2 separate regions of the Homo sapiens genome follow, and region 1 is linked to region 2. A link is a contact called in ENCODE POLR2A ChIA-PET data. All regions are on one chromosome and are shown on one strand. The core of a region is the stretch at or near the end of the contact, and the rest is flanking DNA. Distances in the headings are between cores, read along the strand shown. Region 1 holds the start of RAB3GAP2 (RAB3 GTPase activating non-catalytic protein subunit 2). Region 2 holds the start of EIF2D (eukaryotic translation initiation factor 2D).

What was found. ChIA-PET counts read pairs that join two places held with the same protein, here RNA polymerase II (POLR2A).
Region 1: POLR2A ChIA-PET joins it to region 2 with 20 read pairs in A673. The contact joins the promoter of RAB3GAP2 here to the promoter of EIF2D in region 2. POLR2A ChIA-PET finds 5 or more read pairs at or near these places in 2 of 52 experiments (A673 and BJ).

The regions. Positions count from the first base shown.
Region 1 is chr1:220,270,541-220,273,884 of GRCh38, forward strand. RAB3GAP2 (RAB3 GTPase activating non-catalytic protein subunit 2) reads right to left here and starts at 1,913. Exons shown (of 35, transcript NM_012414.4): 1 at 1,683-1,913. The coding sequence starts at 1,797. RefSeq lists an enhancer at 7-508.
Region 2 is chr1:206,610,582-206,613,884 of GRCh38, forward strand. EIF2D (eukaryotic translation initiation factor 2D) reads right to left here and starts at 1,884. Exons shown (of 15, transcript NM_006893.3): 1 at 1,706-1,884; 2 at 603-793. The coding sequence starts at 1,761. RefSeq lists an enhancer at 1,577-1,646 and a silencer at 1,937-2,146.

The sequences.
Region 1 (3,344 bases), core at 663-3,162, about 14 Mb after region 2:
TCCTAAACTCCCCCTCACTTACTAGTTACAATGCCCATCACCAGACCTTCACAAGGTCCTGCAGATTCTAACTCCTTAACGTCTTTCTAATCTAGTCCTTCATCTTCATCCTACTAAGGTTCTTAATTCAAGCTCACATAATTTCTTGCTTGGATTACTGGAAGAGCTTCCCAATCCATTTCCCTTCTTCCAATCTCTCCTCCACTTTGCTACCAGAGCACATTACAGGTCTTCAACAAATGTTGTTGATTACATTAAGTACAAATCTGACAATGTCATTTCTCTACTTAAACTTTCAGAGAAACGCCACAATTTTCACAAGGCCTCTCATGGTCTAGCTCCTTATTACTACTACTGCCTCATTGCCCCAACTCTTCCTCTCCCATCCTCCTCTCCAGCCATTCAGCTTTTCTTAGTTCTCTAAATACCATGCCATTTCAGGCCTCCCTTCCTCTGCACATGCTATTACTGCTCCTTTACTCCTCTAACTAGTACTTCAAAGGTAGGCTTAAGTATCACCACTTCAAGAAAATGCCTCATGTATATCTCAGTCACACTGAATGGAAGTTAATGATTTGTCTGTAAACCAGAAGTTCCTACAGCAGGGTCCACCAACCTTATTTGGTTTGTAGCACCAATGACTGGCACAAAGTATGCAATCATTCACAGATGGGTTCGATTTGATATCTTCTAAATTTTCTAAAAAAGGGAGAGGAGCTTAGTGGGCTTTATATCACCATTCCGGTATAGCACAAAGTGAGAGCGCTGTACTACAAAGCCAAATGTGCTTCAGGTTGGAAATGCAAAAATAAAATAAAATAAAATAAAATAAAATAAAACACAAGGCACACCCTTTCAAAATGAAATGTACGAAATTCTGAAAGCCTATATAGTATCTAATAAACCAGCCTTGGAACTTTATACTACTTGGGGAAAGGCTTATTAAACACTTTGATGATAAAAATAGGTGGAAGGCTTCAATAAAGCAAATTAACCTTTCTTGGCTATGTCACTGTAATTTTAGTTCCTAATGTAGATTCTCGTTCACTTCCTGACAGGTTATTTTCCTTCTTTGAGAGAGTCTTACCTCAAGAGTCACTCATTTGTCAGCCATTTGTTCTCAAAATCTGAATGGGGGAAATGCAGATGAAAGAAGGGAGAGTGTGGGGGGATGATCAACACTTTCGGAATGGGAGGTAGCAGAAGGCCACAGTCTCCGGGATGGAAGAGAGTGGGAGCTGGGGCAATACCAGAGTGGAGCGCTGACATGTGGCAAGGAACGGGGAGGATGCGATCACGGAGCAGGCAACATGAAACAGGGAACGACCCCAGGCTGAAGATGGGAGACGGAGAAGATACTCAGAGAGAAAGCTAGGAATGTGTGGGGGTGGGGGGAGGGAGGGAGAAAGCGGTGATAGGCAGAGGCGAGAGGAAACAAGACGCAGTTTTTAGCCAGGGGTCAGAGGGCCTAAGGAGAAAAGCTGGGTCGAGAGGAAGACAACACAAATGGGGCTTCAGGACGAGGTGGGCAGGGTGTCATCCCGGAGCGGAGGGGAGGCACGGGGAGAACTGGGGGTCCAGAGGGCAGAGGCAGGAGGCGCAGAGCGAGTAGGAGACTCGAACCCGTGAGCAGAGGCCGCGGGTGACGAGGGAAGGAAGGGCGAGGCCAGAGAGGCACTTACTGGGGTCCCTCCGCAAGGCGCCGCTGAGGATCTCCTCCCGCAGGTGAGGAAAGAGGAAGTCCCGGGCGGCCTGGAGGTCCTGGAAGTAGCAGAACTGGACAATGGAGCAGGCCATGGCTCCAGGGAACCCCACTACGGCACTCACCTTACCTCACCACGCCCTGCCCCCTCCACCCCACTGCGGCCGCCACCGAGCCCCAATAGCTCTAGCCAAGCAGAAGGCGGAGAAACCAAACCGGAAGCTGTCACTGACACGGGTCCGCTGTCTCCGAGTACTGCGCAGGCGCAGGCTGGCCCAGGCGCCTAGGGCGCGGGGGCCCGGGTCACGTGACTACGGCGCCGCCGCTGCAGGTGGAGCCAAAGTCGACGTGGAGGCTTGGGGCAGATTTTTCAGTCCCAGTTGTGTGTCTACGCCGAGGCATGAACCCTTTCATTCATTCTGGCTTTTAGCCAGAGGTGTTCTAATTGGACTTGTCCGCGCAGCCCTTTGACTTATTCAGTCTTATTGGTCCCCTACTATTGGCACGATCCTGATGTTTCACAGAAACTAATTCGTTTTAAACTAGTGGCAGGCCAGTGGGGGACCGTATCCTGCAAGAGTCGGATTTTGAAAAGATTAATTGCTCTTCCGGAGATTAGCCCCGTCAAGGCTGGCTTTAAATGCTCCTACTATAGATTCCCATAGTACTACGCAAGCCCAATATAGTACGTGTTATAGTGTATTATACACTTTTGTTTTCATTATTCATTTGGTTTTTCATTCATGCATTCATCCATCCATTCAACAAATATTTGTTAGTCTTTTAAATGCCAGCCACGCAGGGTGCTGAGCATTAGAGAACAAAAGAGAAGAAGTACCTTTTCCCAGAAAGCTGGAATTCTAGTGACTGATACAGGCAGTAAGCAATTAATTACAGTATTTCCCTTTAATCCAAGGGGATATGTTTTAAGATCCCCAGTGGATGACTCAAACCATGGATAGTACTGAAACCTATGTATGTGTATTATGTTTTTACCTATACATATATATGATAAAGTTAAATTTATAAATTAGGCACAGTGAAAGATTAACAATAACTAATAATTAAATTGAATAATTATGTGGAAAATGAACCCATGGATAAAGGGGGGACTACTGTACTTAACTATTTAACTGAAATTGTGATCATGCTAGTAAGTGCTTCATAAATATTTGCTGAAGAAATAAATGGAATGCATACATAAAGTAAATAGAATAACTTGTTTCTTTGACAAAGCACTATTTTTGAAAGTACTTTACATTGTTCATTTGGATAGTCACAAATGCCATCTAAAAATAGTGTGTCTTATCCCATTTTTAAAATAAAGAAATTGAGCTGTCTCTGAGCAGACTTTAAGTTATTTTTCCAAAAAATAAAAACAAAAAAAATTATTTTAATGTGAGCACAAAGGCCTGTAGGCACTTACACATTTCCTAAAGGAAACCTAAAGAGGCCATCCACTTTGTATGAAAAAAGGGCACAGGAACAAATGAAAGGCAAGTGGATGGGGTCCAGAGCATTCATTTCTGTCAGGCCCGTGGACATACACACTTAGTCCTAATAATATAACAACTATAATTTAGTGCCCAGGTTCCTACTCCATTATTTCCTACTTCTAGAGTAGGATGATTTTCACAAAATA
Region 2 (3,303 bases), core at 634-3,133:
AGGCCGAGGCGGGCGGATCATGAGGTCAGGAGATCAAGATCATCCTGGCTAACATGGTGAAATCCCGTCTCTACTAAAAAATGCAAAAAATTAGCAAGGTGTGGTGGCGGGTGCCTGTAGTTCCTGCTACTCGGGAGGCTGAGGCAAGAGAATGGTGTGAACCCAGGAGGCGGAGCTTGCAGTGAGCTGAGATTGCGCCACTGCACTCCAGCCTGGGCAACAGAGCAAGACTCTGTCTCATGAAGACATGCCCTGAAATTCCATCCTTTTCAAGACCTCTGCTCTATTCCTAGTCAACCCACTGTAAACTTCTCAGCCACTGTTCCTTCATCTCAGAACTTCCCTTTGCAACCACCCTTACTTACTATGTCAGCCCTTTTTTTAATCCCTCCTATAGTGGTTTTGCATAAGAGAAAACCTTTTGCATCCTAGAATTGAAAGACCCAATTCTAGGAACACCAGGTCCATAAAGATCCTTGGGGATGGTATTGGGAGATTTCGTGCTTGCTTATTTTATGGGAGACAATGGAAGAAACAGAGAGAAGCAGATGTTAGGCAAGAACTACCTAATGGTAATGGCCATCTTCGTCCTGTTGTCATACCTGTTGGATACAGATTTTTCTCCAGTTCAAAGAGGATGGGGTTACCACCACTCACGTACACAGTCACTGCATCCCCTTTGTGAGCATACAACTTCACAATGTTGAGCTCCTCCTTTCCAGGTACTAACTCAGAGACTTGATCAGTTCCAAGGGTGGGGAAAGCAGTTGTCACATCAGCTCGAAGCTTTCTCCTGTGGAAAGCACACCAGCACTGTGAATGCTGCCTGGACAGACTTTTAATAAATATCAAGAACGAACTCAAAAGTGCTCACTATAAAATCACAAGGGCCAAAGAAAGATTGCCTGGTTTATGATGTCCTAGTCTCACACACACTCTTCTGAAACATCCTAAACTCTTTTTCATCCATTGTCATCTATTTTCACTCATTCCTGGGGTATGCCTTCCCATTTTATGGGTGGGAAAACAGGCCCAGTGAACAATCCAAGTTAGCCTGACACAGGAAACAGCCCTGCCTTCCTGACTTCATGCCTAGCCCTTGGGCCCACTCCTTTCTCATACATGCTTCGCAAATATGCCAGTTTATGATTAAATAACTATGCCATGAGACCTATAGACAACTATAAAGCACTGGTTACAAAATTCCAAACACAATCTCCATTTGTGACCCTGTCTGAACAGATACAGTTCTTCTTACCACATGTGCCTTATTCCCTCCCACCTCAGTTTCCAGCTGTCTCTCCTGCCAGAATTAATCACTAGTCATTTTTTTCTCTTATACTTTTAATTCTTGGTATCCCATCCGATCTCTCCCAAGGGGCATTAAGCTCTTTGGAGGGCAAGAATTCTGTATTCCTTCACTTCTGCATTCTCCACAACACCTTAAATAGTCTGCAGTCAGTAAACTCTGACTTAACTACGTTTTCTTTTAAACTCACTAGACTATCCAAAAGAGAGCCAGGTCCCCCTCCATCCTCACCTCAAAATGTGTCTAACCCACCCTTGCCTCCTGGGGTCCCTTCCCTGGCATACCCCTCGGCCTCCACCCGAGGATGTCGGCCAAGAATAGCGAGGGCTATGGGCCAGCGGGGCCCAAGAGGTGTCTGGTTGTTCCGTGGCAGAGCAGGCCCCTTTCCTCCCTCACCTGTCCGACCCCTTGATGGCCGTGTTGGACTTGACCCGAAAGGCCTTGGCAAACATGTCTGCTGGGGTGGCCTGGGGAAGAGAGCACAGAAGCCAGGGAATGTCAAGAAAGCGAGGGCGCAGCAGCTGCCAGGCCCTCAGCCGTGGGGGCAGCCATGCTGGGGCCCGGCCGCGAAAAGGGCCCGGCTGGAAACCAGGGCCGCGCAGCTTCGTGGCCGTTGCCGCTGGGGAGGCCGCGGCCGCCCCCAGTGGCGGTACCTGGAACTAAAGCAGGGCAGGGAGGGGCAGGGCCCAGGGAACGCCCCTCCCCCCCACCTTCCCATCCCCTCGCGGGCCTGGCTCTGCGCCTGCGCGAGCGGCTCGGGTTCCCCGTCCGTAGCGACTCGGCCACGCCAATAGCTGTTCTGTTTATTTCCTTCCACCCCATCAACCTTAGGAACTGCTTTGAGTAGAAGCTCTCTGCAAGCTCCCATTCCATTCGGTTCGGTTCAATTCCGCAAAAATAATTGAACTGATAAACAGTTCAGGCTTCGGCCGGGCGCGGTGGCCCAAGCCTGTTATCCCAGACTTTGGGAGGCCGAGGCGGGCGGACCGCTTAAGCCCAGAAGTTCGAGACCAGCCTGGGCAACATGGCGAAACCCCATCTCCATAAAAAATACAAAATAAAAAAAAAAAAAAAAAAAAAAAAAAAGAAAGAAAGAAAGAAAGAAAAAGAATTGGGAGGCCGAGGTGGGCGGATCACCTGAGGTCGGGAGTTCGAGACCAGCCTGATCAACATGGAGAAACCCTGTCTGTACTAAAAATACAAAATTAGCCGGGCATGGTGGAGCATGCCTGTAATCCCAGCTACTCGGGAGGCTGAGGCAGGAGAATTGCTTGAACCCGGGAGGCAGAGGTTGTGGTGAGCCGAGATTGCACAATTGCACTCCAGCCTGGGCAACAAGAGTGAAAGTCCGTCTCAAAAAAAAAAAAAAAAGAAAAGAAAAAAGAAAAATTCAGCCGGGTGTGGTGGCGCATGCCTGGGGAGGCTAAGGCGGTAGGATCGCTTGAGCCCAGGAGGCAGAGGTTGCCGTGAGCCGAGATTGTGCCACTGCACCCCACCTTGGACAACAGAGTAAGACTCCGTATCAAAAAAATCAAACAAACAAACAAAAAAACCTCGAGGGCTTTTTGAATATTTTTCTTTATTTTATTTTATTTTGTTTACTTGGAGACAGGGTCTCGCTGTGTCACCCAGGCTGGAGTGCAGTGGCGCAATCTCAGCTCAATGCAGCCTCCACCTCCCGGGCTCAAGCGATCCATCCGCTTCAGCCTCCCGAGTAGCTGGGACTACAGGCGGGCACCACCACACCAGGCTAATTTTTGTATTTTTTGTAGAGACAGGATCTCACCTTGTTGCCCAGGCTGGTCTCAAACTCCTGAGGTCAAGAGATCTGTCCGCCTCGGCCTCCCAAAGTGGTGGGATTACAGGACAGGTGTGAACCACCAAGTCGGGCCTAAATGTTTTTCTTAAAGGCATTCTATGATTAAGGTCTATTCATTGTACTATAAGCTAGAAGCCTCAGCTAGAATTTTCTGTAAGATTTTTCTCATCCCGGA